Regions from separate parts of the Homo sapiens genome. Here region 1 is linked to region 2. A link is an interaction called in ENCODE POLR2A ChIA-PET data of the cell type or tissue named here. Cell type or tissue: PC-9. All regions are shown on one strand. Each heading gives the region's core, and the rest is flanking DNA. Links, peaks and the distances in the headings are about the cores only.

The links. ChIA-PET counts read pairs that join two places held together with the same protein. Peaks named below come from ENCODE experiments on the same cell type or tissue, not always from the same donor. Only the 100,000 strongest peaks of a DNase experiment are listed, where the experiment ranks them.
Region 1: POLR2A ChIA-PET joins it to region 2 with 7 read pairs; 2 of 35 experiments call an interaction of 5 or more read pairs at or near these places.

What each region holds. Positions count from the first base shown.
Region 1 is chr12:7,757,917-7,773,292 of GRCh38, reverse strand. NANOGNB (NANOG neighbor homeobox) reads right to left here and starts at 8,077. Exons shown (of 4, transcript NM_001145465.1): 1 at 7,906-8,077; 2 at 2,978-3,310; 3 at 2,775-2,854. The coding sequence starts at 8,007. RefSeq lists a silencer at 830-997 and enhancers at 5,767-6,366, 6,367-6,966. In PC-9, for the core only: no CTCF peak of the experiment used is centred there; no DNase peak of the experiment used is centred there.
Region 2 is chr12:7,863,016-7,878,391 of GRCh38, reverse strand. It overlaps SLC2A14 (solute carrier family 2 member 14), which reads left to right and starts at 5,477. Exons shown (of 11, transcript NM_001286234.2): 1 at 5,477-5,585; 2 at 8,455-8,529. The coding sequence starts at 8,512. It also overlaps the pseudogene LOC100130582. RefSeq lists enhancers at 5,282-5,962, 14,262-14,763. In PC-9, for the core only: no CTCF peak of the experiment used is centred there; a DNase peak (open chromatin) is centred at 9,001.

The sequences.
Region 1 (15,376 bases), core at 4,416-12,415, 100 kb after region 2:
GAAATGGTGCAAGAACATTAGAAACACCATCACACCAGCTGGGCATGGTAAGGTACACCTGCAATCCCAGCTACTCGGGAGGCTGAGGTGGGAGGATCACTGTAACCTGGGAGTTTGAGACCAGCGTGGGCAGCATAGTGAGACCCCCATCTTTGAAAAAAAAAAAAAAAAACTATCACAGTTGGATTTTAATAGAGGACACTAAGAGTAAACAACACTACATGTGAAACAAATTGATAGAGCCTAGACTATGTCTCGAGTTATAACTGAAAATATACGCTTCCTCATTTATAATTTAGAGTAATGATTGCTGGGAAATGCAGTCTCATGCATGTAACTCTTTTAATCCCCACTTGGCCGCATAAGAATAGATCCTGGGCCTGGAATACTTCCTTACCAAGAGGTAAAAGAGCCCAGATGGGTGCAGTGGCTCATGCCTGTAATCCCAGCACTCTGGGAGGCAAGCAGATCACTTGAGGCCAGGAGTTCGAGACCAGTCTGGCCAACATAGTGAAACTTAATGTATACTAAAAATACAAAAATTAGCTGGGTGTGGTGGTACACATCTGTAGTCCCAGCTACTAGGGAGGCTAATGCACGAGAACTGCTTGAACCTGGGAGGTGGAGGTTGCAGTAAGCCAAGATTGGGCCACTGTACTCCAGCCTGGGCAACAGAGCAAGACTCTGTCTCAAATTAAAAAAAAAAAAAAAAAAAAGGCCGGGTGCGGTGGCTCACGCCTGTAATCTCAGCACTTTGGGAGGCTGAGGTGGGCAGACCAAGAGGTCAGGAGATCGAGACCATCCTGGCTAACATGGTGAAACCCCCATCTCTACTAAAAATACAAAACTTAGCTGGGCGTGGTGGCGGGCACCTGTAGTCCCAGCTACTCAGGAGGCTGGGGCAGAAGAATGGCATGAACCTGGGAGACAGAGCTTGCAGTGAGCCGAGATTGTGCCACTGCACTCCAGCCTGGGCGACAGAGTGAGACTGTCTCGAAAAAAAAAGAGCCCATGTAACCTGTGCTGGCTTATTGTCTTCTGTGAGACTATCTTTCCCTGTGGCAAGCCCAATGTGCCAGAGGGGTACGCATAGCCAATTTCCCTGCACTGGCTGCCAGGAAGCTGATCTTGCTCTGTAAGTAAAGCATTGCTCCACCCATGGCTTGACTGCATTGTTTTGCACAACTCTGATACTGAGGTGCATTGAGTGGAGACATTTGGAGTTCTATTCTTGTCGGTTGGCACAGTGATGATCTTTGCAATCCTCCATGTGGTGGGAGTCATTCCCTCGGTGTTGGTAACCAGTGTTCATTGTTCTGCTCTCCTGGGATTGATAACCGGGTGCACCATATTTTGCTTAATGATCAAGTGAGTCCAGGCGTGGAGGTTCACACCTAGAATCCCAGCACTTTGGGAGGCCGAGGCGGGCGGACCATCTGAGATTAGGAGTTTGAGACCAGCCTGGCCAACATGGTGAAATCCGGTCTTTACTAAAAATACAAAAATTAGCTGGGCATAGTGGCGCGTGCCTGTAACCCCGGCTACTCGGGAGGCTGAGGCAGGAGAATCGCTTGAACCCAGGAGGTAGAGGTTGCAGTGAGCAGAGATCACGCCATTGCACTCCAGCCTGGGTGACAGAGTGAGACTCTGTCTCACAAAACAAACAAAAAACAATGATCAAGTGAGATAATATTTAAACATTTCTAAATAAATATACATAAATAATACATTAAAATTCTATATACGGTCTAGTGCTGTTAAAACTGTTGATATTGGCTGGGCGCGGTGGCTCACGCCTGTAATCCCAGCACTTTCGGAGGCCGAGGCAGGCGGATCACAAGGTCAGGAGATCGAGACCATCCTGGCTAACACAGTGAAACCCCGTCTCTACTAAAAATACAAAAATTAGCCGGGCGTGGTGGTGGGTGCCTGTAGTCCCAGCTACTCAGGAGGCTGAGGCAGGAGAATGGTGTGAACCCGGGAGGCGGAGCTTGCAGTGAGCCGAGATCGCGCCACTGCACTCCAGCCTGGGCGAGAGCGCAAGACTCCGTCTCAAAAACAAGCAAACAAACAAACAAAAAAGCTGTTGATACTGTCCTTAATTCCTTCCAAAAATCACATGAGCTTTTGCCACTAACTAGAGAGGAACAACAATCATCAGATATATTTAGCATCAAAGGAACAAACAGGACAAAATTATCAATTCTGTACTGCAATCAATAAAAAGCTAATGTCTGTATTTGTACATTTGGTAATATGATTACATGTTAAATGGTGGCATGCATATGTGAGTGTGTGCCTGTGTGGTGTTTTGAGTAGAGTGAAAAATACACAGTAAGTGGTTTTTCTGCCACTGGCTGGAACATTAAAAAGTTTATGGGCACCGGGTGTGGTGGTTCACGCCTGTAATCCCAGCACTTTGGAAGGCCCAGGCTGGTGGATCACCTGAGGTTGGGAGTTCGAGATCAGCCTAACCAACATGGAGAAACCCCGTCTCCACTAAAAATACAAAATTAGCTGGGCGTGGTGGCGCATGCCTGTAATCCCAGCTACTTGGGAGGCTGAGGCAGGAGAATGGCTTGAACCTGGGAGGCGGAGGGTGCGGTGAGCCGAGATGGCGCCATTGCACTCCAGCCTGGGTAACAAGAGCGAAACTCCGTCTCAAAAAAAAAAAAGTTTATGGGCATACCCAATAATGATGGAAACACAAACCAACTCCGGAAGTCAATATATTCCTTCTACTTCCTTTTATTTTACAAGAAACACTTTCTTACCTCATATGTTTTTTCTTATGCTTTCTCTTGGACATTTCTTTATTATATTTCTTCCTCGTTTTACAAAACCATTGACTTATCTACAAAAAAATGAGGTGTGGGAGGTGATTAATACAGGAATAAGGATATTGGTCTATATAGCAATAGTACTATACAAGTGACTTTGTCTATCAATGAAGAAATGTCTATTAATGTTGTCATACCTGTTTATGTGTCATGTCAAATTCAAATGACAGTGATAGACTCTCTTGTATAGTGGGGCACCTGTTTAACTTAAACTTTGCCCAGAGAGTATGCATGAGGGATTTGCTGACTAATCTTTTCTCGGGATACTGTTTCTGTTTCTCATTTTCCCTTTTCCTTTTGTTTTCCTGTTCATCTTGCAGCTCCTTTTCGTTTTTTTCTTCTTTTTCTCGTTCTCTCTTTCTGCCTGCTTCTCCTTCTTCTCTCCATTTCTGCTTTCCATTTTGTTCATCTTCACTGTAATTTCCAGTTGATTGTTCTGGATCTTGATCCCAAGGCATAGCTGATTGTTTCTGTATAAAAAGATCCGTGGAATAAAATCAAGCTGCAGCTAAATTTGACTTTCAGAGCATAGTCAACAATCTTCCCTGGGAGAATATATTTGATTTTTCTAAATTAGCAATGTTGTACATTGGTGGAAAACATAGAGCAAAGAAAAAGTGAACTTGAGGCTGGGCACGGTGGCTCATGCCTGTAATCCCAGCACTTTCGGAGGCTGAGGCGGGCAGATCATGAGGTCCAGAGATTGAGACCATCTTGGCTAACATGGTGAAACCCCGTCTCTACTAAAAATACAAACATTAGCCGGGCATGGTGGCACGTGCCCGTAGCCCCATGCTACTCGGGAGGCTGAGGCAGGAGGATCACTTTAACCCGGGAGGTGGTGGCTCACGCCTGTAATCCCAGCACTTTGGGAGGCCGAGGTGGGTGGATCACCTAAGGTCAGGAGATCGAGACAAGCCTGGCCAATATGGTGAAACCCCATCTCTACTAAAAATACAAAAATTAGCTGGGTGTGGTGGCATGCACCTGTAGTTCCAGCTACTTGGGAGGCTGAGGCAGGAAAATTGCTTGAACCCAGGAGGCAGAGGTTGCAGTGGGCTGAGGTTGCACCACTGCACTCCAGCCTGGCAACAGAGTGAGACTGCATCTCAAAAAAAAAAAAAAATTTGCCAGGCATGGTGGCAGGCACATATAATCCCAGCTACTTGGGAGGCTGAGGCAGGAGAATTGCTTGAACCCGGTGGGTGGAGGTTGCAGTAAGCCGATATCGCACCATTGCACTCTAGCCTGGGCAACAGGGCCAGACTCTGTCTCAAAAAAAATAAAAATAAAAATAAGAAGAAATTCATTGCAGGGAATTGTCTTACGCAATCTTGGAACTGTCTTGGCAAGTCCGAAAGGATGGCTGGAACCCTTCAGTGTGCGATGGAGCTGCTCTCCCTAGGCAGAATTTCCTCTTAAAGCCTTAACTGATTGGATTAGGCTTTCTCAGATTATAATCCCTTTTACTTGAAGACGATTAATATGGATTTTAATTACATCTAAAAATGCCAGTAACAAGGCCCGGCGTGGTGGCTCATGCCTATAATCCCAGCCCAGCCACTGCACTCCAGCCTGGGTGACAGAGCAAGACTCTGTCTCAAAAGAAAAGAAATATGCCGGCCGGGCGCGGTGGCTCACGCCTGTAATCCCAGCACTTTGGGAGGCTGAGGCGGGCAGATCACGAGGTCAGGAGATTGAGACCATCCTGGCTAACACAGTGAAACCCGGTCTCTACTAAAAATACAAAAAATTAGCGGGGCATGGCGGCGGGTGCCTGTAGTCCCAGCTACTCCGGAGGCTGAGGCAGGAGAATGGCAAGAACCAGGGAGGCGGAGCTTGCAGTGAGCTGACATCCTGCCAGCTGACATCGTGCCACTGGACTGCAGCCTGGATGACAGAGCGAGAATCCCTCTCAAAAAAAAAAAAGAAAGAAAGAAAAGAAATATGCCAGTGGCACCTAGTGTTTGATTGAATAACTGGGGTCTATAGCCTACCCAAGTTGCCACATTAAAGACCATCACACTGATACTCAAACCAGACAGATATCACCCCTAAAAAACTATAGATTAATGTCCATTATGAATATGGAGGCAAAAACTTCAACAAAATGCTAGCAATCCTAAATCCAGCAACACAGTAAAACGATTATGCACCATAACCAAGTAGGATTTATTCTAGAAATATGTGATTAGTTCAAAATAGGAAAATCAATGTAATACATCATATGAATAGAATAAAGGAAAAAAACATGCAATCATCTCAATAGAGGCAGAAAAAGACCGTTTCTCTAAAATTTAAAGTTACCATATGACCCAGCAATTGCCCCTTTAAACAAAATGTATTATATCTATACAATAGACTATTATTTAGCCACAAAAGGAAATAAAATACTGATTCATGCTCAACATGGATGAATATTGAAAACAAGCTAAGCGGGGGCTGGATGTGGTGACTCACGCCTGTAATCCCAGCACTTTGGGAGGCCGAGGCGAGAGGACTGCTTGAGCCCAGGAGTTCAAAACCAGCCTGGGCAACAGAGTGAGGTCTCCTCTCCGCAAAAAATAAAAAAATGAGGTGAGAGGATCACTTGAGTCCAGGAGGTCAAGGCTGCAGTGAGTCCTGATCATGACACTGCACTCCCACCTGGGTGACAGAGCAAGACCCTGCCACACCGGAAAAAAAAAAAAAAAAAGAGGAAAAAGGAAAGCAAGTTAAGTGAAAGTTGAAATACAAAAAGTCATATATTGTATGATTCTGTTTATATGAAATGTCCAGCATAGGCAAACCTATAGAGACAGAAAGTAAATTAGTGATTATCAGAGATGAGGGTGGGATAAAATTCGGAGTGTCTGCTAATTGGTATACATTTTCTTTTAAAAAAATAATGTATTTATTTTTAAGAGACGGCAGTGGGTGAGGTGGGATGGCAGCTAACTGTGCTGTTGTTGGTCTCGAAATCGTCAGCTTCAGTGATCTGTCCGCCTTGGCATTCCAAAGTGCTGGGATTACAGGCGTGAGCCACCACACCAGGCCACAAGTTTTCTTTTGTTAGAAAAAAAAAAAAAAAACCCTCTTGTAACCCACATCCTTCTATTGCTACCACTCCTCTTCTCAATTTCTTTTACAGAATGTGATAAAGTGTAAGAAAATTTTAAAGAGTTCTCTGTATGTGTTCTTTGCCTGTTGGTGATTTTTCTCCCCTCATTCTCTCTTGAATATTCTCCAATCAGGCTTTCACATCCACTTCCACACATTCCTCTTCAGAGTCAGACATTAATGACCCTGACATTGCAAAAAAAGTAAAATGGCTGCCAGGCACGGTGGTTCCCGCCTGTAATCCCAGCATTTTGGGAAGCCAAGGCAGGCAGATCACCTGAGGCCAGGAGTTTGAGACCAGCTTGGCCAACATGGTGAAACCCTGTCTCTACTAAAAATACAAAAATTAGCTAGGCTTGGTGGCGCACGCCTGTAGTCCCAGCTACTTGAGAAGTTGAGGCAGGAGAATCGCTTGAACCCGGGAGGCAAAGATTGCAGTGAGCTGAGATCGCCCCACTGTGCTCCAGCCTGGGCAACAGAGCAAAACTCAGTCTCAAAACAAACAAACAAACAACAACAAAACAAAGGCCAGGCGTGGAGGGTCACTCCTGTAATCGCAGCACTTTGGGAGGCCGAAGTGGGTGGACCACTTGAGGTCAGGAGTTCAGGACCAGCCTGGCCAACATGGTGAAACCCCGTCTCTATTAAAAATACAAAAAACTAATCGGACATGTCTTTTGAACCCCGGGAGGGGGAGGTCGCAGTTAGTTGAGATTGTGCCACTCCAGCCTGGGCAACAGAACAAGACTGTGACTCAAGAAACAAAAACAAAAGAAAAGAAATCAAATGGCCAATTTCCCATCCCCATTTTCTTTTAAGGGTATCGTGGTGGTGAGATAGTGGGTTTGTTTTGTTTTGTTTGTTTGCTGTTTTGTTTTGTTGAGACGGAGTCTCACTCTGAAGCCCAGACTGGAGTGCAGTGGCTGGATCTCAGCTCACCACAACCTCTGCCTTCTGGGCTCGAAGGATTCTCTTGCCTCAGCCTCCTGAGTAGCTGGGACTACAGGCGTGCCTCACCAAGCCCGGCTAATTGTTGTATTTTTGGTGGAGATGGGGGGTTTCATCATCTTGGCCAGGATGGTCTTCAACTCCTGAGCTCAAGCGATCTGCCCCGCTTGGCCTCCCAAAGTGCTGGGATTTGAGGTGTGAGCCACTGTGCCTGGCCTGTCCCCATCTTACTTACTTGAATGATCAGGGGCTTCTGAAGTATCGGGATCTCTCTCCACATTGAAAGAGTTTATTCTCCCACTTCCTGAACACCATCCTTTCCTGGGGCTTCCTCAAGTCAATGGCTGCTCTTTCAAAGCTTTCTTTGTTGCTCCTCTTTCCCCTACTGATTTCTGTCCCTGTGCTTTTTCAATCACACTCAAGGTTAAATCCCTTCACCTCTTATCTCCTTTACATGTAGCTCTAATCCAGGTCATCTAATCTCATGGTTTTTAATACTGCCCAAAAGGGAGATTATTTTCAAATTTTTATTTCCAGTCTTCTATGTCAAACTCCCAATTCAATATCTCTGCTTGGATGTCTAATAAGTTATGTGAATTGAACTTAAAATTCCCAAACTCAGTTTATGGCTCCCTTCACTGAACGCTGACCCACTCAGGCCTCTCTATCTTAGTAAAGCCAACTCCATCTGCCCAGTGGTTTGAGTCAAAAAGCTTGGTGCTGTCTTTCACTTCTTCCCTTTCTCATAGCTCAACTCAATCTGTCAGAAAGTCTTGCTTTTCTTTCTTTAAAATATATCCAGACAACTGCCACTTCTTTTTTTTTTTTTTTTTTTTGAGACGGAGTCTCACTCTGTCGCCCAGGCTGGAGTGCAGTGGCGCGATCTCGGCTCACTGCAAGCTCCGCCTCCCGGGTTCACGCCATTCTCCCGCCTCAGCCTCCAGAGTAGCTAGGACTACAGGCGCCCGCCACCACGCCCAGCTAATTTTTTGTATTTTTAGTAGAAACGGGGTTTTACCTTGTTAGCCAAGATGGTCTCGATTTCCTGACCTCGTGATCTGCCCGCCTCGGCCTCCCAAAGTGCTGGGATTACAGGCGTGAGCCACCGCGCCCGGTGCATTGAGGAGTTTTAAAGACCAATTAGTCCTTGGTAGGGAGGTTACAGAGATGACCGACCAGATAAGGTAGATGTCATCCATCTTTTGGATGTCAGTGGGCCACAAATATGAGCACCCAGTGGCAATTCACAAAAGGAATTCCACAAAAAGAACACATTTCCTGACATCTATTTTTGGAGCCATGAAGAAAAAAAACTTTTCAAATAGCCATATGAAAAATGTTCAATTTACATGTTGCAGAGTGTCCCAAATAGTGAGATATACTGATAAGAAAATGCTTTCCAAAATACAGTGGAGAGACAGGAAAAAAAAAATGTAGGGCTGGGCGTGGTGGCTCATGCCTGTAATCCTAGCACTTTGGGAGGTCAAGGCGGGCAGATCATTTAAGATCAGAAGTTCAAGACCAGCCTGACCAACATGGTAAAACTCCATCTCTACTAAAAATACAAAACTTAGCTTGTGTAGAAGTACGTGCTTGTGATCCCAGCTACTTGGAGGCTGAGGCAGGAGAATCGCTTGAACCTAAGAGGCAGAGGTTGCAGTGAGCCAAGATACTGCCACTGCACTCCATTCGGGGACAGACAGTGAGACTCCATGTTAAAAATAAATAAATACATAAATATTTTATGAAAATGCTACTTGGTCGGGTGAGGTGTCTCACATCTGTAATCCTAGTATTTTGGAAGGCCAAGGCAGAAGAATTGTTTGAGCTCAGGAGTTCAAGAACAGCTTGGGCATCACGGTGAGACCCCTGATTCCATTATTATTATTATTATTATTATTATTATTATTATTATTATTTTAATTTTTGAGACGAAGTCTCCTTTCTTGTCCCCCAGGCTGGAGTGCAATGGTGCAATCTTGGCTCACTGCAACCTCCGCCTCCCAGGTTCAAGCGATTCTCCTGCCTCAGCTTCCCGAGTAGCTGGGATTACAGGCACCTGCCACCACGCCCGGGTAATTTTTGTATTTTTAGTGGAGACAGGGTTTCACCATGTTGGCCAGGCTGGCCTCGAATTCCTGACATGAGGTGATCTTCCTGCCTTGGCCTCCCAAAGTGCTGGGATTACAGGTGTGAGCCACCGCTGCCCAGCCCATTTTATTTATTTATTTATTTATTTATTTATTTATTTATTTATTTATTTTTGAGACAGAGTCTTACTCTGTCACCAGGCTGGAGTGCACTTGTGTGATCTCGGCTCACTGCAACCTCCACCTCCCAGTTTCAAGTGATTCTCCTACCTCAGCTCCAAGTAGCTGGGATTACAACCAAGTGCCACTATGCCCAGCTAATTTTTTGTATTTTTAGGAGAGATGAGGGTTTCTCCATGTTGGCCAGGCTGGTTTGGAATTCCTGACCTCAAGCGATCTGCCTGCCTTGGCCTCCCAAAGTACTGGGATCATAGGCATGAACCATCGTGCCTGGCCTCCGACTATACTCTTACCTGGTCACACAACCAGCCTCACACTCTGGTAGAAGAAACCACTTGTTAACCACTTGTTAACCACTTCGTTAATCTCAGCTAAGAGAAGAGAATTTTATTTTATTTTATTTCATTTCATTTATTTATTTATTTATTTTTGAGACGGAGTCTTGCTCTGTCACCCAGGCTGGAGTGCAGTGGCATGATCTTGGCTCACTGCAAGCTCCGCCTCCCGGGTTCACACCATTCTCCTGCCTCATCCTCCCAAGTAGCTGGAACTACAGGCGCCCGCCACCACGCCCGGCTAATAATTTTTTGTAGTTTTAGTAGAGACGGGGTTTCACCATGTTAGCCAGGATGGTCTCAATCTCCTGACCTCGTGATCCGTCTGCCTCAGCCTCCGAAAGTGCTGGGATTACAGGCGTGAGCCACCGCGCCCGGCAGAGAAGAGAATTTTAAAGAATCACTGAAGACCGAGTGCGGTGGCTCATGCTTGTAATCCCAGCACTTTGGGAGGCTGAGGCAGGCGGATCATTTGAGGTCTGGAGTTCGAGACCAGCCTGGCCAACATGGTGGAATCACATCTCTACTAAAAATACAAAAATTAGCTTGGCGTGGTGGCACACCCCGTAATCCCAGCTACTCCAGAGGCTAAGGCAAGAGAATTGCTTGAATCTAGGAGGTGAAGGTTGCAGTGAGCTGAGATCACGCGACAGCACTCCAGCCTGGGTGACAGAGCAAGACTCTGTCTCAAAAAAAAAAAAAAAAAAAATCACTCAAAGTTTGACTTTTGTGTTTGGGGATACCCAGGATCCGACACCTGACTCAAGCATGACAATGTTGAAAAGTGAGAGGCAATCAGGAGCTGTCCACGGTGGCTAAATGTGGACAGGAGGTCTCTGTTCGTCATGGTCGCTGGTAGTCCCCTCAGATGCAGGTAAGCTAGGGGAGTAAACATTTGATAGGGGCTGCTTTTGAGCTGTCCTGGGCACATTAGAGTTGCTGCCTATGGCCTTACAGGTCTTCCATCCTAGCAGCTCCTCTTGAAAGGAACACGGACATCAGAAGCTGGGGGCTGAGGAGGGAGTTCCACAGGCCAGCTGTAAGAGATAAGTTCCCAAAAAGCAAATTCGGGGAATAGGCACTCATAGGGAAGAGATCTTCAAAAGCAACAGAGAAGGCCGGGTGCGGTGGCTCACGCCTGTAATCCCAGCACTTTCAGAGGCCGAGGCAGGTAGATGACGAGGTCAGGAGTTCAAGACCAGCCTGGCCAACATGGTGAAACCCTGTCTTTACTAAAAAATACGAAAATTAGGCTGGGCACAGTGGCTCACGCCTGTAATTTCAGCACTTTGGGAGGCCGAGGCAGGTGGATCATCAGGTCAGGAGTTCGAGACCAGCCTGACAAACATGGTGAAACCCCGTCTCTATTAAAAACACAAAAAAATTAGCAGAGTGTGGTGTCGCATGCCTGTAATCCCAGCTACTTAGGAGCTGAGGAAGGAGAATCTCTTGAACCTGGGAGGCAGAGATTACAGTAAGCCAAGATTGTGCCACTGTACTCCAGCCTGGGTGACAGAGCAAGAGTACATCTCCAAAAAAAAAAAATTAGTTGGGTGTGGTGGCACGCAACTGTAGTCCCAGCTACTCAGGAGGCTGAGTCAGGAGAATTGCTGGTACCTGGGAGGTGGAGGTTGCAATTAGCCAAGATCCGGCCACTGCACTCCAGCCTGGGCGACAGAGCAAGACTCTGTCTTAAAAAAAAAAAAAAAAGGGCTGGGCATGGTGGCTCATGCATGTAATGCCAGCACTTTGGGAGGCCGAGGCGGGTGGATCATGAGGTCAGGAGATCAAGACCATCCTGGCTAACACGGTGAAACCCAGTCTCTACTAAAAAATACAAAAAAAAAAAAAAAAAAAGCCGGGCGCGGTGGCTTACGCCTGTAATCCCAGCACTTTGGGAGGCCGAGGTGGGCAGATCACAAGGTCAGGAGATCGAGACCATCCTGGCTAACACGGTGAAACCCCGTCTCTACTAAAAAATACAAAAAATTAGCCGGGCGTGGTGGTGGGTGCCTGTAGTCCAAGCTACTCGGGAGGCTGAGGCAGGAGAATGGCGTGAACCTGGGAGGCGGAGCTTGCAGTGAGCCGAGATCATGCCACTGCACTCCAGCCTGGGCGGCAAAGCGAGACTCCCTCTCTAAAAAAAAAAAAAAAAGCAACAGAGAAATCTGGGCTCGGTGGCTCACACCTGTAATCCTAGCACTTTGGGAGGCTGAGGTGGGTGGATCACCTGAGATTAGGAGTTCGAGACCAGGCTGGGTAACATGGTGAAATCCCGTCTCTACTAAAAATACAAAAAAATTAGCCAGGCATGGTGGCAGGCGCCTGTAGTCCCAGCTACTGGGGAGGCTGAGGCAGGAGAATGGCGTGAACTCAGGAGGTGGAGCTTGCAGTGAGCCTCGATCGCGCCACTGTGCCCCAGCCTGGGCGACAGAGTGAGACTCCGTCTCAAATAAAAAGAAAAAAAAAAAAAAAAGAAACAGAGACCTGGCTTGGTGGCTCATGCCTGTAATCCCAGCTACTTGGGAGACTGAGGCAGGAGAATGGCTTGAACCTGGGAGGCAGAGGTTGCAGTGAGCTGAGATCGCGCCACTGCACTACAGCCTGGGCAACAAGAGGGAAGCTCCATTCCCGCCCCCCGTCCCCCCAAAAAAGAGAGAGAGAGATCCTCCTGCCTCGGCCTCCCAAAGTGCTGGGATTACAGGCATTAGCCACTGTGCCCGGCTGAGAATGGATTTTTAAATACCTAAATAAAGGTAATTATTTGTTAGGAAGCAAGAGAGACTGGAAAGGCTCTGGGATCTGCTTGAGATTTCCTCTGGGGTCAGGGCAAGGCAAGTCAACAGAACAGGTTAAAGGGACAGTTATCGACAGAGAATAATATGCTCCTGTTCTAACCCTTCCAAGTTCACCTTATCCAAAAGCAATTAGGCTCTGATGAGTATTTTATTCCCTTGCAGATGCATCTTATGAAAATAGAGATTTGGGCAGGTGTGGTGGCTCACGCCTGTAATCCCAGCACTTTGGGAGGCCGAGATGGGCGGATCACGAGGTCAGAAGTTTGAAACCATCCTGGCTAACACGGTGAAACCCCGTCTCCACTAAAAATACAAAAAATTAGCCGAGCGTGGTGGTGGGTGTCTGTAGTCCCAGCTACTTGGGAGGCTGAGGCAGGAGAATGGTGTAAATCTGGGAGGCAGAGCTTGCAGTGAGCCGAGATCGCGCCACTGTACTCCAGCCTGGGCGACAGAGTGAGACTCCATCTCAAAAAGAAAAAAAAAGAAAATAGAGATTTAACCCTTGGCAGAGAATATGGAGCAGAGGCTAGAGAAGGCTTAGACTAGTAAGAACTGAAATGGACATTTCAGGCCTATGATGATAGCTACATCACATATTCCCCCGTTTTGTGTATAAACCAGCTGACACTTTGAGAGGGTAAGTGACATGTCTTAGGTACACAGCTTAGAAAGTGGCAAAAACTAAAAAGGAACAAAGCTGTTTGGTTTCAAATCTCAAATGGAAGAAGGACCTGACCCAGAGGTGACTAATCCGGTGAAGACAGTGGTCCTTAGGATCCAGGTAAATAAAATGCACTGAAAATAGAGCAGTTCTGCAGGGTGAAGTAGTTTCATCTGTCTGTGCAGAACCAACCTTACAAACAAATGGAGAAAATGGAGTGTGGCTTTCATTCTTGCGAGTCTGAATTTTGCAGGGATAGTGATTGAGATTGCAAGGGACCTTAGTTTGTGTGTGTGTGTGTGTGTGTGTGTGTGTGTGATGTGGGGGGTGGGTGTCAGTGTGTTTTCAGGATTTGGATTTTCTAGAAATCAGACCCTGTCGGCCGGGCACGGTGCCTCACGCCTGTAATCCCAGCACTTTGGGAGGCCCAGGTAGGCAGATCATCTGAGGTCAGGAGTTCAAGGCCAGCCTGACGAACATGGTGAAACCCCATCTCTACTAAGCCCCATCTCTACTAAAAATACTAGGCATGGTGGCGCACGCCTATAATCCCAGCTGCTCAGGAGTGGGAGGCAGGAGAATCACTTGAACCTGGGAAGTGGAGGTTGCAGTGAGCCGAGATCACACCATTGCACTCCAGCCTGGGCAATAAGAGCGAAACTCCGTCTCAAAAAATAAATAAATAAAAATAAATATTCTCTAACGCTTAAACTAATCCTATGAGATAGAAATTATTCAAGTCCTCATTTTATAAATGAGGAAGCTGAAGTTTACAAGACCAGTGCTCTAACCCCTGAGCTATGGAACCAACTGCGAAGCTGAAGTTTAGAGCAGGGCAGTAACTTGTAGATCACAGCTTAGTTAAGTGGCAGAGCCAGGAGAGGAAGAAAGCCTGTCTGATTACAAATCTCAAAAGTAAGAAAGATGTCATCCAGGGAAATGAGAAGGATTGTCCTGGAGGATTTGAGAATCATGTGTGGTATTTCTGTTCTGATCTACCTAGCTGTTTGAGAATAATAACCATCTATTAACTATACTTAATAGATGGTTTTACATTTCCAAAGTGAAAAAGAACAACAGTACAGGTAAGCGATGAAAGAAGGCGCATCTGGGGGCCGGGCGCGGTGGCTCACGCCTGTAATCCCAGCACTTTGGGAGGTCGAGGTGGGCAGAACACCTGAGGTCAGGAGTTCGAGACCAGCCTGGCCAACATGGTGAAACCCTGTCTCTACGAAAAATACAAAAATTAGCCGGGCATTGTGTGTTGTGGCGTGCACTTGTAATCCCAGCTACTAGGAAGGCTGGGCCAGGAGAATTGCTTGAACACGGGAGGCGGAGGTTGCAGTGAGCCAAGATTGCGCCACTGCACTCCAGTCTGGGTGACAGAGCGAGACTGCCTAAAAAAAAGAAAGAAAGAAAGAAGGCGCATCTGAATCTTTCCAGCCACAGGGGAAATCCTGCCAAAACGCAGATAAATAAACCCCCTGAAGTCTCTGTACAACACATTTATTCAAACCTGCTTTGAATAATTTGACAAATCTGCTTAACAATGACCTGATTAAAGGGTAGACACAAAAAGGAGGTGGCACAGTGATTTTCTAGTACATTTTTCTTCTTAGGAAGCTCTTTACAGCTATTCTATTGGAGAGGAACAACCATAGGAATTATTGAAATGGCAAAACCCTATATCCTCTGGAAAGCATTCTACCCGCCTTTCCCCTTCCCCCTCCCTGCCAGTGGCTCTCAGAGTTCAGCATGCATAATAATCCCCAGGAAGGCTTGTTGAAATGAGGTTCCTGGGTCCCACCCCAGAATTTCTGATTCAGTAATTCACACGCGGGGCTCAAAAATTTGCATGTCTGTGTAGGGGCGGAGAGGGTGTGATCCCTTTCCTCCTGATAGTAAGAGTCAGGAGGACACTCCAATAACAAAAGGCAGATTAACAAGAGAAAAGCATAACAAATTTATCTAATCCAAGTTTTACTTGACAAAGGAATCTTCAGAGATGAAGATCGAAAAACTCAGGAAAAAAGTGTCTGTTTTTATGCTTAGCTTCTCTGAAGAATGGACAGCTGTGTAGAAATGTGACTGGACAAAAAGGGAACGACCTAATGGTAATAGACTGAGTGGGGAAACCCAGCAAAGCCTGATTTTTTTTTTTTTTTTTTTTTTTTGAGACGCAGTCTCACTCTTGTCGCCCAGGCTGGAGTGCAGTGGCGCGATCTTGGCTCACTGCAACCTCTGCCTCCTGGTTCAAGCCATTCTCCTGCCTCAGCCTCCCGAGTAGCTGGGATTACAGGCACGCACCACCATGCCCGGCTAATTTTTGTATTTTTAGTAGAGATGGGGTTTCACCATGTTGGCCGAGCTGGTCTGGAACTCCTGACCTCGTGATCCGCCCACCTCGATTACAGGCTTGAGCCAC
Region 2 (15,376 bases), core at 4,856-12,855:
AGCTACCCAGGAGACTGAGGCAGGAGAATCACTTGAACCCAGGGCTGGCACAGTGACTGACACCTGTGATCTCAGCACTTTGGGAGGCTGAGGCAGGCAGATTACCTGAGGTCAGGAGTTTGACACCAGCCTGGCCAACATGATGAAACCCTGTCTGTACTAAAAATACAAAACTTAGCCAGGCGTGGTGGCTGCCACCTGTAGTCCCAGCAACCTGGGAGGCTGAGGCAAGAGGATTCCTTGAACCCAGGAGGCAGAGGTTGCCGTGAGCCAAGATCACGCCATTGCACTCCAGCCTGGGCGACAAGAGTGAAACTCTGTCTCAAAAAAATAAAAAATAAAAAACAATAAGGCCGGGCATGGTGGCTCACGCCTGTAATCCCAGCACTTTTGGAGGCTGAGGCAGGCATATCACGAGCTCAGGAGTTCGAGACCAGCCTAACCAACATAGTGAAGCCCCTTCTCTACTAAAAATACAAAAATTAGCTGGGCATGATGGCATGTGCCTGTAATCCCAGCTACTTGGTAGGCTGGTGCAAGAGAATTGCTTGAACCCGGGAGGTGGAGGTTGTAGTGAACTGCACTCCAGCTTGGCCAACTAAGTGAGACTTCATCTCTAAATAAATAAATAAATAGAATTTAAAACAAAAATGTAAAACAATTTTTTTGCTGGGTTTGGTGACTCACGACTGTAATCCCACCACTTTGGGAGGCCGAGGCGGGCGGATCACCCGAGGTCAAGAATTTCAGACCAGACTGGCCAACGTGGTGAACTCCACCTCTACTAAAAATGCAAAAATTAGCTGGACGTGATGCCCTGTGCCTGTATTCCCAGCAACTCCAGAGGCTGAGACAAGATAATCTCTTGAACTTGGGAGGTGGAGGTTGCAGTAAGCCAAGATCTCACCATTGCATTCTAGCCCGGGCAACAAGGGCAAAACTCCCTCTCAAAAAAAAAAGAAAAAATTTTGTACTCTCTCTCCTAAGCCCAGGAGGTTGACGCTGCAGTGATCTGTGATCATGCTGCTGCACTCCAGCCTAGGTAACAGAGCAAGACCTTGTGTTAACAAAATTTTAAAATATTATTCAGCTTTGGCCAGACATGGTGGCTCACGCCTGTAGCCCTAGCACTTTGGGAGGCCGAGGCGGGTGGATCACCTGAGGTCAGGAGTTCAAGACCAGCCTGGCCAACATTGTGAAACCCTGTCTCTACTGAAAATACAAAAATTAGCCGAGTGGCATGCGCCTGTAATCCCAGCTCTTGGGAGGCTGAAGCTGGAGAATCATTTGAATCCGGGAGGCAGAGGTTGCAGTGAGCGGAGATTGTGCCACTGCACTGCAGCCTGGGTGACAGAGCGAGACTCCATATCAAAAAAAAAAAAAAAAGAAAAAAAATTATTCAGCTTTAAAAAACAAGATCTTGCCATTCACAGCAACATGGAGAATATCATGCTAATTGAAATAAGCCAGACAGAAAAAAAAATTATATGAACTCTCTTATATATGGGATATGGGAACAGTCAAATACGTATATTAGCCTCCTGAGTAGCTGGGACTACAGGCGTATGCCACCATACTCGCCTAATTTTTTTTTCTTTGCACCCAGAACTTTCCTGGCATCAGTGAGTTTTAAAATCTTTGACAGAGCTTAGGTCCCATTAAGTTGGCTAAGCTACTATTCATCTCTCCACAGACGTTTAGATTGTTTCCATATCTTGGCTATTGTGAATAATGCTGCAATGAATATGGGATGCAGTTATTTTTACAAGGTGCTGGTTTCATTTCCTTTGGATATATACCCAGAAGTGGAATTGCTGGATCATAGGGTAGTTCTGTTTTAATTTTTTGAGGAATCTTCCATACTGCTTTCCATAATGGCTGCACCAATTTACATTTCCACCAATGTAAACACTTTCTCTTTTCTCCACTTCAGCACCAACACTTGATTTGGGTGGCTGGGAAGTCCAAGATCAAGGCCCCAGCAAATTCACTGTCTGGGGAGGGCATGCTTCCAGGTTCACAGGTGACTGTACTCTTGCTGCGTCCTCACAAGGAGAAATCCAGGAGAGAGCTCCCTGTTGTCTCTCTTTTTTTTTTTTTTTTTTTTTTTTGAGATGGAGTTTTGCTCTGTCACCCAGGCTGGAGTGCAATGGCGCGATCTCGACTCACTGCAACCTCTGCCTCCCAGGTTCAAGCCATTCTCCTGCCTCCACCTCCCAGGTAGCTGGGACTACAGGCATGTGCCAGCATGCCTGGCTAATTTTTTTTGTATTTTTAGTAGAGATGGGTTTCACAATGCTGGCCAGGCAGGTCTCAAACTCCTGACCTCAAGTGATCTGCCCACCTCGGCCTCCCGAAGTGCTAGGATTACAGACATAAGCCACCGCACCCAGCTTGGTGTCTCTTTTTTTTTTCTGGGACGAAGTCTTGTTCTGTAGCCCAGGCTGGAGTGTAGTGGCACGATCTCAGCTCACTGCAACCTCCACCTCCTGGGTTCAAGAGAATCTCCTGCCTCAGCCTCCAGAGTACCTGGGATTACAGGCATGCGCCACTGCACCCGGCTAATTTTTTGTATTTTTAGTAGAGACGGGGTCTTTCACCATGTTGGCCAGGCTGGTCTTGAACGCCTGACCTCAGGTAATCCACCTGCTTCGGCCTTTCAAAGTGTTAGGATTACAGGCTTGAGCCACTGAGCCTGGCCCTGGTGTCTCTTTTATAAGTACACTAATCTCATTGATGAGACACCACTCTTATTACCTAATCACATTCCAAAGGCTCTATACCCTAATACCATCACACTGGGGTTTAGGATTTCAACATGTTAATATTGAGGGGGTAGAAACATTCAATTCATAGCAATAATTTTTTTTAATTTTTTTTTTTTGAAAGGGAGTCTCACTCTGTCACACAGGCTGGAGTGCAGTGGTGCAATCTTGGCTGACTGCAACCTCTGCCTCCCGGATTCATGCAATTTTCAGGCCTCATTCTCCCAAGTAGCTGGAATTGCAGGCGTGCATCACCATGCCCGGCTAATTTTTGTATTTTTAGTAGAGATGGGGTTTTGCCATGTTGGGCAGGCTGGCCTTGAACTCCTAGCCTCAGGTAATCTGCCTGCCTTGGTCTCCCAAAGAAATTATATATATATATATAAATATATAAAAATACATATATAAATATATAAATATAAATATATTTTAATATATTTATATATTATATATAATTAAATATATATATTTAATTTTAAATATAATATTTAAATATATTTAACTATTTAAATATAATATTTAAATATTTAAATTTAAATAGAATATTAAATATAATATTTAATATATAATTTATATATAAATATATATTTATATATGTATTTATATATAATTTTTATATATGTATTTATATATAATTTATATATAAATATATTTATATATAATTTATATATAAATATATTTATATATAAATTATATATAAATATATATTTATATATGTATTTATATATAATTTTTATATAAATATATATTTATATATGTATTTATATATAATTTATATATAAATACGTATTTATATATAATTTATATATAAATACGTATTTATATATTATTTATATATTTATATATTTATATATGTTTATATAGTTATATAAATATTTATATATATTTTTATATATTTTTTATATATTTATATACATATTTATATATATTTATATATATATTTATATATTTTTTTGAGATGGAATCTTGCTCTCTGGCCCAGGCTGGAGTGCAGTGGCGTGATCTCGGCTCACTGCAACCTCCACCTCCCGGGTTCAAGCAATTTTCCTGCCTCAGTCTCCGGAGTAGCTGGGATTACAGGCGCATGCCACCACGCCCGGCTAGTTTTTGTCTTTTCAGTAGAGACGGGGTTTCACCATGTTGGCCAGGCTGGTCTTGAACTCTTGATCTCATGATCCACCTGCCTCGGCCTCCCAAAGTGCTGGGATTACAGGCATGAGCCACTGCATCCTGCCTAAATATACTTTTAAAATACTGATTGCAAAGGCCAGGCTGAGATGAACATTTTAGTACCTACTTTTTGGTGAATATATGTATACATTTCTGTTGAGTGTATACCTAGGAGTGGAATTCTTGGATCGTGGGGTAGCCATATGTTCTAATAAATATTGCCAAACAATTTATCAATTTGTACCCCATTAACAAATGTGTGAGAGTTCTGAATGTTCCACATTCCCCAGGTTTGGCATTCACTTCCTTTTTTCTCCACACCCCAACTCCCATCTTTGTTTTAGTCATTCTAGTGGGCACGAATTGGTATCTCATGTAGTTTTAATGTGAAGTTCCCTGATCAACAATTCAGTTGCATGCCTTTTGACATGTTTATTGTTGACTGAGATATCCTCATTTAAGAAGTGCAGTATAGACCCTTTTAATGGCCCTTGTTTGCTATTGACTTGTCAACCCTGTACTGAAGGCCATGCTGTCGTGGTAAGGCTCCAGGTAATTCCAAGGTAAGCCTTATGCTTGGGCTAGGGGAGAACAATCTCTCCAAAACACCTTCGTGCTGTCTGCAGGGGCCTTACCCTGGATGGCACCAATGGGGCAGCAGGGGATGATCTTTATTACTCCAAAGCCGAAAACCTAGAGAGTCTTTTCCAGGAGGTGGAGAGAACGACCGCGGGGCTTTTCATCCAAAAAGAGCTCCTGAGTCTGAAATAACTGTTTTGTTTGTTTGTTTGTTTGTTTGTTTGTTTGTTTGTTTTTTGAGACGGAATCTTGAGCTGTTACCCAGGCTGGAGTGCAATGGCGGAGTTCAGCTCACTGTAACCTCCGCCTCCTGGGTTCAAGCGATTCTCCTGTCTCAGCCTCCCAAGCAGTTGGGACTATAGGAGCGCACCGCCAAGCCCCCTAATTTTGTTATTTTTAGTAAAGACTGGGTTTCGCCATGTTGGCCAGGCTGGTCTCGAACCCCTGACCTCAAGTTATCCGCTCTCCTCGGCCTCCAAAAGTGCTAGGATTACAGGTGTGAGCCACCGTGCGCGGCCCGAAATAACTCTTTACAGGATCTCGCCCTGGGCCTTCCCAGCCCAGCCGGCCCGCCCGCGGGGATAGCCCGGGCACTATCTCCCTGCTGCAGGCGGTGAGGGGCTCGGGTATCTTTGAAAATAGATACGTTCACACCCTCCTAACGGCGGCGCCAAGGGTGGTGGGTCCCAAAACTGTTTCCCCGTAAAGAGTTCCCCCGCCCGGTCGCAGGAAGACGCCTGAGGGGGCGCTCGGAGGGATCCCCAGCAGCCGCCGGGGCTGGACCGTGCGGTGCGCAGGTGAGAAGCCGGGAGGGGCCGGACAACCCCGACCGCGAGCCGGACCCCTGCTCTGACCGCAGGTGGGTGCTTGTCTTGCTTACGGAGGGCTCCCGATGAACCGAGTCACGTTTTGTAACCACATTAACGGACCATTCAAAGTCGAATCCTAGGCTTTTCGAGGCAGTTAGTGGGTCCCAACGGCTGCAGGCGGGGCCGGCGGGGGCGCAGCGGCCCGGGAGGTGCGTGGTTGAGCGAAGCCGCGGGGCCCAACCGCAGTCGCGGGGTCTGGGAGGTGGGTGCGCCGCGCCGTCCCTGCGGCCGGGGGGTGCGGGAATGAGGACCTGAGCTGGGGTAGAGGTGGCCGAGCTAGAGTAGAGGTGGGCGGCTACTCGGAGGTGGGCCGGGCTAAGAAAGAAGAGAGCTGCGGCTCTGGGAAACTAGCCTTGGAGCCTTGGAGAAGAGATTTGTGATTTACTGAGCACCTACTATGTCCTGGGCTCCGCTCTAGGTGCTGGGATCCCACAGCAAACGAAGCCACCCCAGCCCTTGCCTTGCTGGACTGTATATTCTAGGGAAGAGACAGACAAGAAAATGTATAGATACGTAACAAAATGCCGTAAATCTTCATGAATAAAAATGTAGTAGGGCTAGGGGAGTGGACTGTGAAGTTGGGAGTGGGGAAGGGGTCGGTCTGAGAGGCCTTTGTGAGGAAGTGTCTTTTGGCAGGAGACCTGAATGAAATGAGGGAGCCTTGGGAGCATGATCCAGGCGGAGGGAACTGGATTCGGGAGGAGGAACTGCCTTGGCCTTGAAAGATACCTACCAGGAGTTCAAGTGCTGTGCGGGTGCATCAGCTTTGTAGATTTGTGCAAGATGAAAATTGGAATTGTCTTAGGAAATTATGGATCATTCATTTATTCAGTGCTGGATTCATTCAGTGATTTATGTCTGAAGTGTGACAGAAGGGGAGTAAGGCCAAGTGTCCTTGGTAAAATACTGTTATTAGTTTTGTCCCAGTTTAATACACAGACTAAATTTAGAATTTCCATTGATTTTTAAGAAGAATTAATCTGAGTTAATTTTACAGATAAATAAATAGTACCTTACTTTTTTTTTCTTTTTCTTTTTTTTGTTTTTTTTCCATGCTCAGCCCTCTATTGGAGATTCTGCCTCCCCTGGGACAGATGGCTTCTTGAGCACACTCCCACGATGGGTGGCTGCTCTGGGTGGGTGTGCGCTGGTGTCTCAACAGGGTGTAGGGGAGGAGTCTAGTGTCCTGTCCTCTGAGAGGGGACTTTGGTGAACTTGTGTTTGGGTGGGGATGCATGTGAAATGGTATTGGATCTCAGGACTAAGGGTCCCTTCCTCCTGGGGGCACACAGGTTCCCTTCCTCCTTGGGGAGCAGCCCAGGAATGGCTGTCTTGGGGGCTTTCTCTCAGTACCTCCAGGTCCTGGAGGCCCATCTCTTCATAAGGCGGTCTTTCCCTGGAGGGGTCAGAGACTCCAGCCCAGGGCCCTAGGGTCACAGTGAGAACACCTGCCTCAGTCCTGCACTGCACTTCTCTTGGCGTGATTTCTCCACTGGGAGCTGGGACCCGAAGCCCTCAAAGGGAGGATCCCCTGAGAGAAGGTCGTGGGCAGAGAGCTGGTACAGACCAGTGTGTGCCGGGGGTGGGGAGATGACTGGCGGGGGGGCCAGGGTGTCGCGAGGGCTGGGGTGGCCTAGTCATCTTTGCCCTTGGCGCCATGTATGAGGATGCAGGTGAACTCCACCTAGTTGAACTTGTCTTTTTTTATCAATGGGTGCCTCCCAGTACATCTCATCCACTTCTTCATCTGTGAAGCTGTCACCCATGGTGGTGAGCAGCTCCTGGAGGTGGTCCTCATGAATGAAACCTGAGGATTCCTCGTTGAAGCAGGTGAAGGCGTTTTGGATCACATCCTGGGGGTCTGTTCCATTCAGCTTCTCCCCAAACATGGTGAGGGAAGTGGTGAAGTTGATGGGCCCTGGGGCCTCGCTCATCATGCCCTGCAGGTATTCATCCATGGGGTTCTTCCGCGGTGAAGCCAGCTTGTCGTGCTGTCCCCCTTGTCATTGAAGCCATCATGGTTCTGGTCAATCATGTTGAAAGCCTCCTTAAACTCCTGGATGTGGAACTGGTCGAACATCACGAAGACATTGGATGTGGCCCCTTGTGCTGTGGTCGCTTCTTGGTGGTCTTGGCTTTGGTCCACTTGCTGAACATTTTGGCTTCAGGTGGGTGGGGGCTTCACTGGGTTCTTGGAGCTGGGCTGACCATACTACTTTACTTTTTTTGAAAAGTATATTTATTTGAGTTAAAAGAGTTCTGAGGTTTTTTTTGGTTTGACTTTATTTGTTTTTTCCAAGTGTGAATGACCTAGAAGATAAGAACTAGCTGATACAGGAACAAAAACAGTGAGGCGCAGGGTGGGGAAGGTAGCAGAGAGAAATGAAAATGAAATAAGGAGGATGTGGAATAGTGGAAGGGACAGTCTGTCCTAATTCTCCTCCTCCTAATAGACTCAGGAAATAACACAGGTGTTCAACATAACGTATCTCAGCAGACCTTCAGAACTATCAGTCCAAGTCAGCAGAGCTGGTAGAGGAGGAAACAGACTCACATTTGGTAACTGGTTAAGCAGAATCACGACTTCCAACTTCACTGTGGCTCACTGAAGCAGTTTAGGCTAAGGTGATGCTATGAGGAGAGGTGGCTTGTTCTAAGTGTTTTAAATTTTATATGGCAAGGTAAACCACATTAAATCACAGAATTTTATGACAGCAAGATTACCTAATCCAATCCTTGCTCATTTTGCAGATGGGGAAACTGCTAGTTGGTGACAGAGAAACAACTCAAAATATAGGAGAGACATTTTTACCTTACCTTCAGCTGTCTCTCCCCAGAACCCTTATTTGAAAAAATGCTTCTCAATGGCTACTGAATGAGTAGAATAAACTTTGTTGAGGATCCCAGAATTGAGTTAATCTAAAACATCAATAGAATTATATAAATTTTCACTTTTCTTCCAGAAGTATTTATTGGAGTGTCCATTGGCGAGGGGGCTAAATCACAGCCTCTTCCCTCAAGGAGCTTAAGTAGATGGAGTAAATGAATAACTAGACAATTACAATTTACAGGAAGCAGTACCTTGAAGAGAAATTGGAGAGGGAGTCAATTCCTAGGATAGCAGAGAGATGGACAACAGACAGAATGTGAGTATTAAAACTGATGTCAGATATCAAATTGGTTTGTCAGAGTTATGTTGATAATCACAGTACCTATCATCTTCCTAAACTTTTCATGTCTTGATAATGTGTAATATACGTAAGTGGTGGTGGGAGAGACTGTTACAGCCAACAGACTTGGTACATTCCCAAAATCTTTTTATTCATAAGCAATTACTCTTTGCCATTTGCAGCCTTTTGTGCTTTAATATTATCAAGAACAAGACGAATGATAAAATATTTATGATCAGCATTGTAATTGCAAACAGGCCTCCGTAATAATCATATGCAACTGGTTTTGCGGGAATTTCCTTGGAAAGAACCATGGCTATATACGCGTGAAGAGTAACATAGAGTAATATATGAATGTACACAGTAATAATAACTTTTTCTAGAGCAGACTATAGAGTGTAACTGAGTCATTGTACTTGCATACTGTGATAAAGATCAAGAAAATGTATTCAGCAACATATGAGCCTTTGGATTGGGCTGGAGGGTAGGATAGGCAGCATCTGGTGGTTAAGTTACGTAATGCCTAATTTGCCACATGTGCTCACCTCTGGAAAGACTCACTAAACTTATTTTCTGGGAACTTACCCGCATCTTGAATGCTTTGCATCTCCAACTCCCAGATTTTTTCTGAACATTTTAATGTGACACTTAGAGAAGCAGAGCATACTTAGTCAACACTGTTTTTTTTTTTTTTGAGATGGAGTTTCACTCTTGTTGCCCAGGCTAGAGCGCAATGGTGTGATCTCGGCTCACCGCAACCTCCGCCTCCTGGGTTCAAACGATTCTTCTGCCTCAGCCTCCCGAGTAGCTGGGATTACAGGCATGAGCCACCATGCCCGGCTAATTTTGTATTTTTAGTAGAGATGGGGTTTCTCCATGTTGGTCAGGCTGGTCTTGAACTCCCGACCTCAGGTGATCTGCCCGCCTCGGCCTCCCAAAGTGCTGGGATTACAGGCTTGAGCCAACGAGCCCGGCATAATTTTTTTGTATTTTTGTAGAGACAGGGTTTCGCCATGTTGGCCAGACTGGTCTTGAACTCCTGATCTCTGGTGATCCACCTGCCTCGGCCTCCCAAAATGCTGGGATTACAGCCATGAGCGAGCCACTGTGCCTGACCAGACATATTCTTTTATTCAAGTATTTTTTCTCTAACAAAACAAGTTACAGGCTAATATGTAGCTTTTTTCTGGGAAGATGTAGTAGTTCTTCATGACTCATTTATTCACTGAAATATTTCTCGAGTAGCTATTATACTACAGGCACTCTTGGTGCCTATGACTACCCTGATAGAGAAGGAAGTGATAAATTCTAAGAAGAAAAATAAAGCAAGATAAAGGGATAGAAAATGGTGGAATGGACGGGGAGGATTTTGATTATTCTAAATACAGGCATACCTCAGAGATAGTGCAGGTTTGGTTCCAGACTGCTGAGAGAAAGCTAATATCCAATAAAGTGAGTCAGAAATACTTTGGCTTCCCAGTGCATATAAAAGTTATGTTACATTATACTGTTGTGTATTTCCTGTACAATAGCATTGTGTCTAAACAAAATGTATATACCTTAATTTAAAAATACCTTCTTGCTAAAAAATGCTAACAATCATCTGAGCCTTCAGCATGTCATAATCTTTTTGCCTCTGGAGGGTCTTGCCTCAGCATTGATGGCTGCCGACTGATCAGGGTTGTGGTTACTAAAGGCTGGGGTTGGCTGTAGCAATTTATTTAAGTAAGACAACAATGAAGTTTGCTGCATCTATTATAGACTCTTATTTTCACGAAGGAGTTCTCTGTAGCATGTGATGCTGTTTGATAGCATTTTAGCCAAGTAGAACTTCTTTCATAATTCGAGTCAGTTCTCTCACACTTTGTTACTGCTTTATTAACTAAATTTACGTAATATTTGAAATCCTTTGCTGTCATTTCAACAATATTCACAACACGTTTACTAGGAGTAGATTCCATGTCTAGAAACACTTCCTTTTTTTTTTTTTTTTTGAGACAGAGTCTCACTCTGTCACCCAGTCTGGAGTGCAGTGGAACGATCTCGGCTCACTGCAACCTCCACCTCCCAGGTTCAAGTGATTCTTCTGCCTCAGCCTCCCGAGTAGCTGGGACTACAGGCGCACGCCACCACACCCAGCTAATTTTTGTATTTTTAGTAGAGATGGGGTTTCACCATATTGGCCAGGCTGGTCTCAAACTCCTGACCTTGTGATCTGCCTGCCTCAGCCTCCCAAAGTGCTGGGATTACAGGTGTGAGCCACTGAGCCCAGCCAAGAACCACTTTCTTTGCTTATGCATAAGCAGCACCTCCTCATCCATTCAAGTTTTCTTATGAGATTGCAACAATTCAGTCTCATCTTCGGGTTCCACTTCTAATTCTAGTTCTCTTGCTATTTCTACCACATCTACAGTTACTTCCTCCACTTAAGTCTTGAACCCATCAAAGTCATCCATGATGGTTGGAATCAACTTCTTCCAAAGTTCTGTTAATGTTGACATTTTGACCTCCTCCCATGAATCACGAATGTTTTTTTTGTTTTTTTTTTTTTTTTTTTTGAGACGGAGTCTCCCTCTGTCGCCCAGGCTGGAGTGCAGTGGCACGAGATCTCCGCTCACTGCAAGCTCCGCCTCCTGGGTTCAAGCCATTCTCCTGCCTCAGCCTCCAGAGTAGCTGGGGCTACAGGCCCCCGCCACCACGCCCGGCTAATTTTTTGTGTTTTTAGTAGAGACGGGGTTTCACCGTGTTAGCCAGGATGGTCTCAATCTCCTGACCTTGTGATCCACCCGCCTCGGCCTCCCAAAGTGCTGGGATTACAGGCGTGAGCCGAGATTGAGCAATTGCACTCCAGCATGGGCGACAAAAGTGAAACTCTGTCTCAAAAAAAAAAAAAACCATGAAAGTCCTAGATGGCATCTTCCTCCAATGTAAGGCTTTTTCATCTACACTGAAAATCTGTTGTATAGTGTTGCCACTTTTATCAATTATCTTAGCTAAATCTGGATAACTAGTTGTAGCTTCTGTATCAGCACTTGCTGCTTCACCTACCTTGTACTTTTAAGTTATAGGGACAGCTTCTTTCCTTAAACCTCATGAACCAACTTCTGCTACCTTCTAACATTTCTTCTACAGCTTCCTCACCTTTCTCAGCCTTCATAAAATGAAAGAAAGTTGGCTGGGCCCAGTAGCTTATGCCTGTAATCCCAGCACTTTGGGAGGCTGAGGCGGGTGGATCACCTGAGGCCAGGATTTCTAGATCAGCCTGGCCAACATAGTGAAACCCTGTCTCTACTAAAAAATATAAAAATTAGCTGGGCGTGGTGGCAGGCGCCTATAGTTCCAGCTACTTGGGAGGCTGAGGCAGGACAATAGCTTGAACCCAGGAGGTGGAGGTTGCAGTGAGCTGAGATCATGCCACTGCACTCACTCCAGCCTAGGCGACAGAGCAAGACTCCATCTCAAAGTAAAAAGAAAAAATTAAAGAAAGTTAGGGCCTTGCTCTGGATTAGGCTTTGGCTTAAGAAAATGTTTAGTGGTCTATCTAGACCACTAAAACTTTCTCCATATCAGCAATACATCTGTTTCACTTTCTTTTCTTTTTTTTTTTTTTTTTTGAGACAGAGTCTTGGTCTGTCACCCAGGCTGGAGTGCAGTGGTGCAATCTCAGCTCACTGCAGCCTCTGCCCACTGGGTTCCAGCGATTCTCCTGCCACAGCCTCCTGGGTAGCTGGGATTAGCTGGGTACAAGCGCACGCCACCATGCCTGGCTAATTTTTGTATTTTTGGTAGAGACAGGGTTTTGCCATGTTGGCCAGGATGGTCTCGAACTCCTGACCTCAGATGATCCACCCGCCTCGGCCTCCCAAAGTGTTGGGATTACAGGCGTGAGCTACCATGCCCGGCCCCTGTCACACTTTCAGTGTGTTCACTGGAGTAGCACTTTTAATTTTCCTCAAGAACTTTTCCTTGGTATTTATAGCTTGGCTAACTGTTTGGTGCAACAGGCCTTGCTTTTGGCTTCTCTTGGCTTTTGACATGCCTTTATCACTAATCTTAATCATTTCTAGCTTTTGATTTAAAGTGAGATATGTTTGACTCTTTCACTTGAATTCTTAGATGCCATTTAGGGTTTTTAATTGGCCTAATTTTCAATATTATTGTCTCAGGAAATAGGGAGGCCTGAGAAGAGAGAGAAGGAGAGAGAAATGGGGAATGGCCAGTTAGTGGAGCAGTCAGAATGCATACAGTATTTATTAATTAGATTTATTGTCTTTTTTTATTTTTATTTTCATTTTTTTTTTTGAGACAGAGTCTCACTCTGCCGCCCAGGCTGGAGTGCAGTGGCACGATCTCGGCTCACTGTAACCTCCGCCTCCCAGGTTCAAGAGATTCTCCTGCTTCAGCCTCCCGAGTAGCTGGGACTACAGGCATGTGCCACCACGCCCGGCGAATATTTTGTGTTTTTAGTAGAGATGGGGTTCCACCATGTTAGCCAGGATGGTCTCGATCTCCTGACCTCGTGATCCGCCCACCTTGGCCTCCCAAAGTGCTGGGATTACAGGTGGGAGCCACCGTGCCCAGCCTGCCTGGCTAATTTTTGTATATTCATTGTCTTATATAGGTATGGTTCATGCCAAAACAATGACAATAGTAATATCAAAGATCACTGATCACAGATCACTATAACAGATATAATAATAACGAAATGTTTGAAATATTACAAGAATTACCAGAATGTGGCACAGAGACTCAAAGTGAGCTCATGCTGTTGGAAAAATGAGGCCAATAGACTTGCTTAACATAGGATTGCCACAAACCTTCAATTTGTAAAAAAGCGCAATAGGAGCAAAATGCAATAAAGCGAGATATACCTGTAGTGTGGTCAGGGAAGGCCTCTTTACGGTAAATTTGAGCAGAAACCAGAGTGACATAAAGAGCCGGCCATGAGGAGATCTGAAGAAAGAGTGTTTCAGATAGAGGGAAAGGCATATGAAAATACCCTAAGAGTATGGAGGCTTATCTGATTAGAGCCTGGGTCGGCTGACTCTTTTTGTGCAGATAGAGGCTTTGTGGGCCATAGCGGCTCAGTCACCACTACAGCTACTCAGTTCCAACGTCATAGCATTTAAGCAGCCACGTTCATTACATAAACAAGTGAGCATGCCTGTGTTATAGTAAAAGAGACTTAACAGTAAAAGCTCAGCCGGGCACGGTGGCTCACGCCTGTAATCCCAACACTTTGGGAGGCCGAGGCCGGCGGATGATGAGGTCCGGAGATCGAGACCATCCTGGCTAACATGGTGAAACCCCGTCTCTACTAAAAATACAAAAAATTAGCCAGGCATGGTGGTGCGCACCTGCAGTCCCAGCTAGTTGGAAGGCTGAGGCAGGAGAATGGCTTCAATCCGGGAGGCGGAGGTTGCAGTGAGCTGAGATTGCACCACTGCACTCAGCCTGGGCGACAGAGCGAGACTCCATCTCAAACAACAATAACAACAACAACAAAAGACGTTAAAAGCTCAAACCACAAGAGGAAAAATTGATAAATTTGGGCTTATCAAAATGAAAAGCTTTTGCTCTGCAAAAGGCCCCATGTATATGGTGAAAAGATAGGCTACATTCAGAGAAGATATTTGCAAACCACATATCCCAAAGGATTTGTTTCTAGAGAATGTAAAGCACTCTCAAAATTCAGCAGTAAGCTGTAATCAAAACAATGTGGTGGCCGGGCGCGGGGGCTGACACCTGTAATCCCAGCACTTTGTGAGGCCGAGGCGTGCAGATCACGAGGTTAGGAGATCAAGACCATCCTGGCTACCACAGTGAAACCCTGGCTCTACTAAAAAACACAAAAAATTAGCCAGGCATGGTGGCACATGCCTGTAGTGCCAGCTACTCGGGAGGCTGACGCGGGAGAATCGCTTGAACCCGGGTGGTGGAGGTTGCAGTGAGCCAAGATCATGCCACTGCACCCCAGCCTGGGCAACAGTGAGACTCCGTCTCAAAAAAAAAAAAGAAAAAAAGAAAAAAAAGGAAGATGGTTGATATAGGGAGATAAGTTTTCATCTGAAATAAAAGGAAGTTAGGCTTTTGGCTTCCAAAGCCAAAAGATGTGGCTCACAGGTTTCTCCATAAACAGTATGTTTGTCATTTAGTTTATATGTCAATGAATTGAATGAGCTATGTCCGTATTCCAAGGTTTATTTTTTATTTTTTTTTAAGATGGAGTCACTCTGTCACCCAGGCGGGAGTGCAGTGGCACAATCTCAGCTCACTGCAACCTCTGTGTCCTGGGTTCATTCTCCTGCCTCAGCCTCCCAGGTAGCTGGGACTACAGGCATGCACCAGCACACCCAGCTAATTTTTTTGTATTTTTAATAGAGATGGAGTTTCACAATGGTGGCCATGTGTCTGGAATTGGTGGGTTCTTGGTCTCACTGACTTCAAGAATGAAGCCGCACACCCTCGCAGTGAGTGTTACAGCCCTTAAAGTGGTGCGTCTGGAGTCCCTCCCTTCTGATGTTCAGATGCGTTCGGAGTGTTTTCCTTCTGGTGGGTTCGTGGTCTTGCTGGCTCAGGAGTGAAGCTGCAGACTTCCGCCGTGAGTGTCGCAGCTCTTAAGGCAGCGCGTCAGGAGTCGTTCGTTCCTTCCGGTGGCCTCGTAGTCTCGCTGGGCTCAAAAATGAAGCTGCAGACCTTTGCGGTGAGAGTTACAGCTCATAAAAGCAACGTGGACATAAAAAGTGAGCAGTAGCAAGATTTATTGCAAAGAGTGAAACAACAAAGCTTCAACAGTTTGAAAGGACACCCAAGCTGGTTGCCA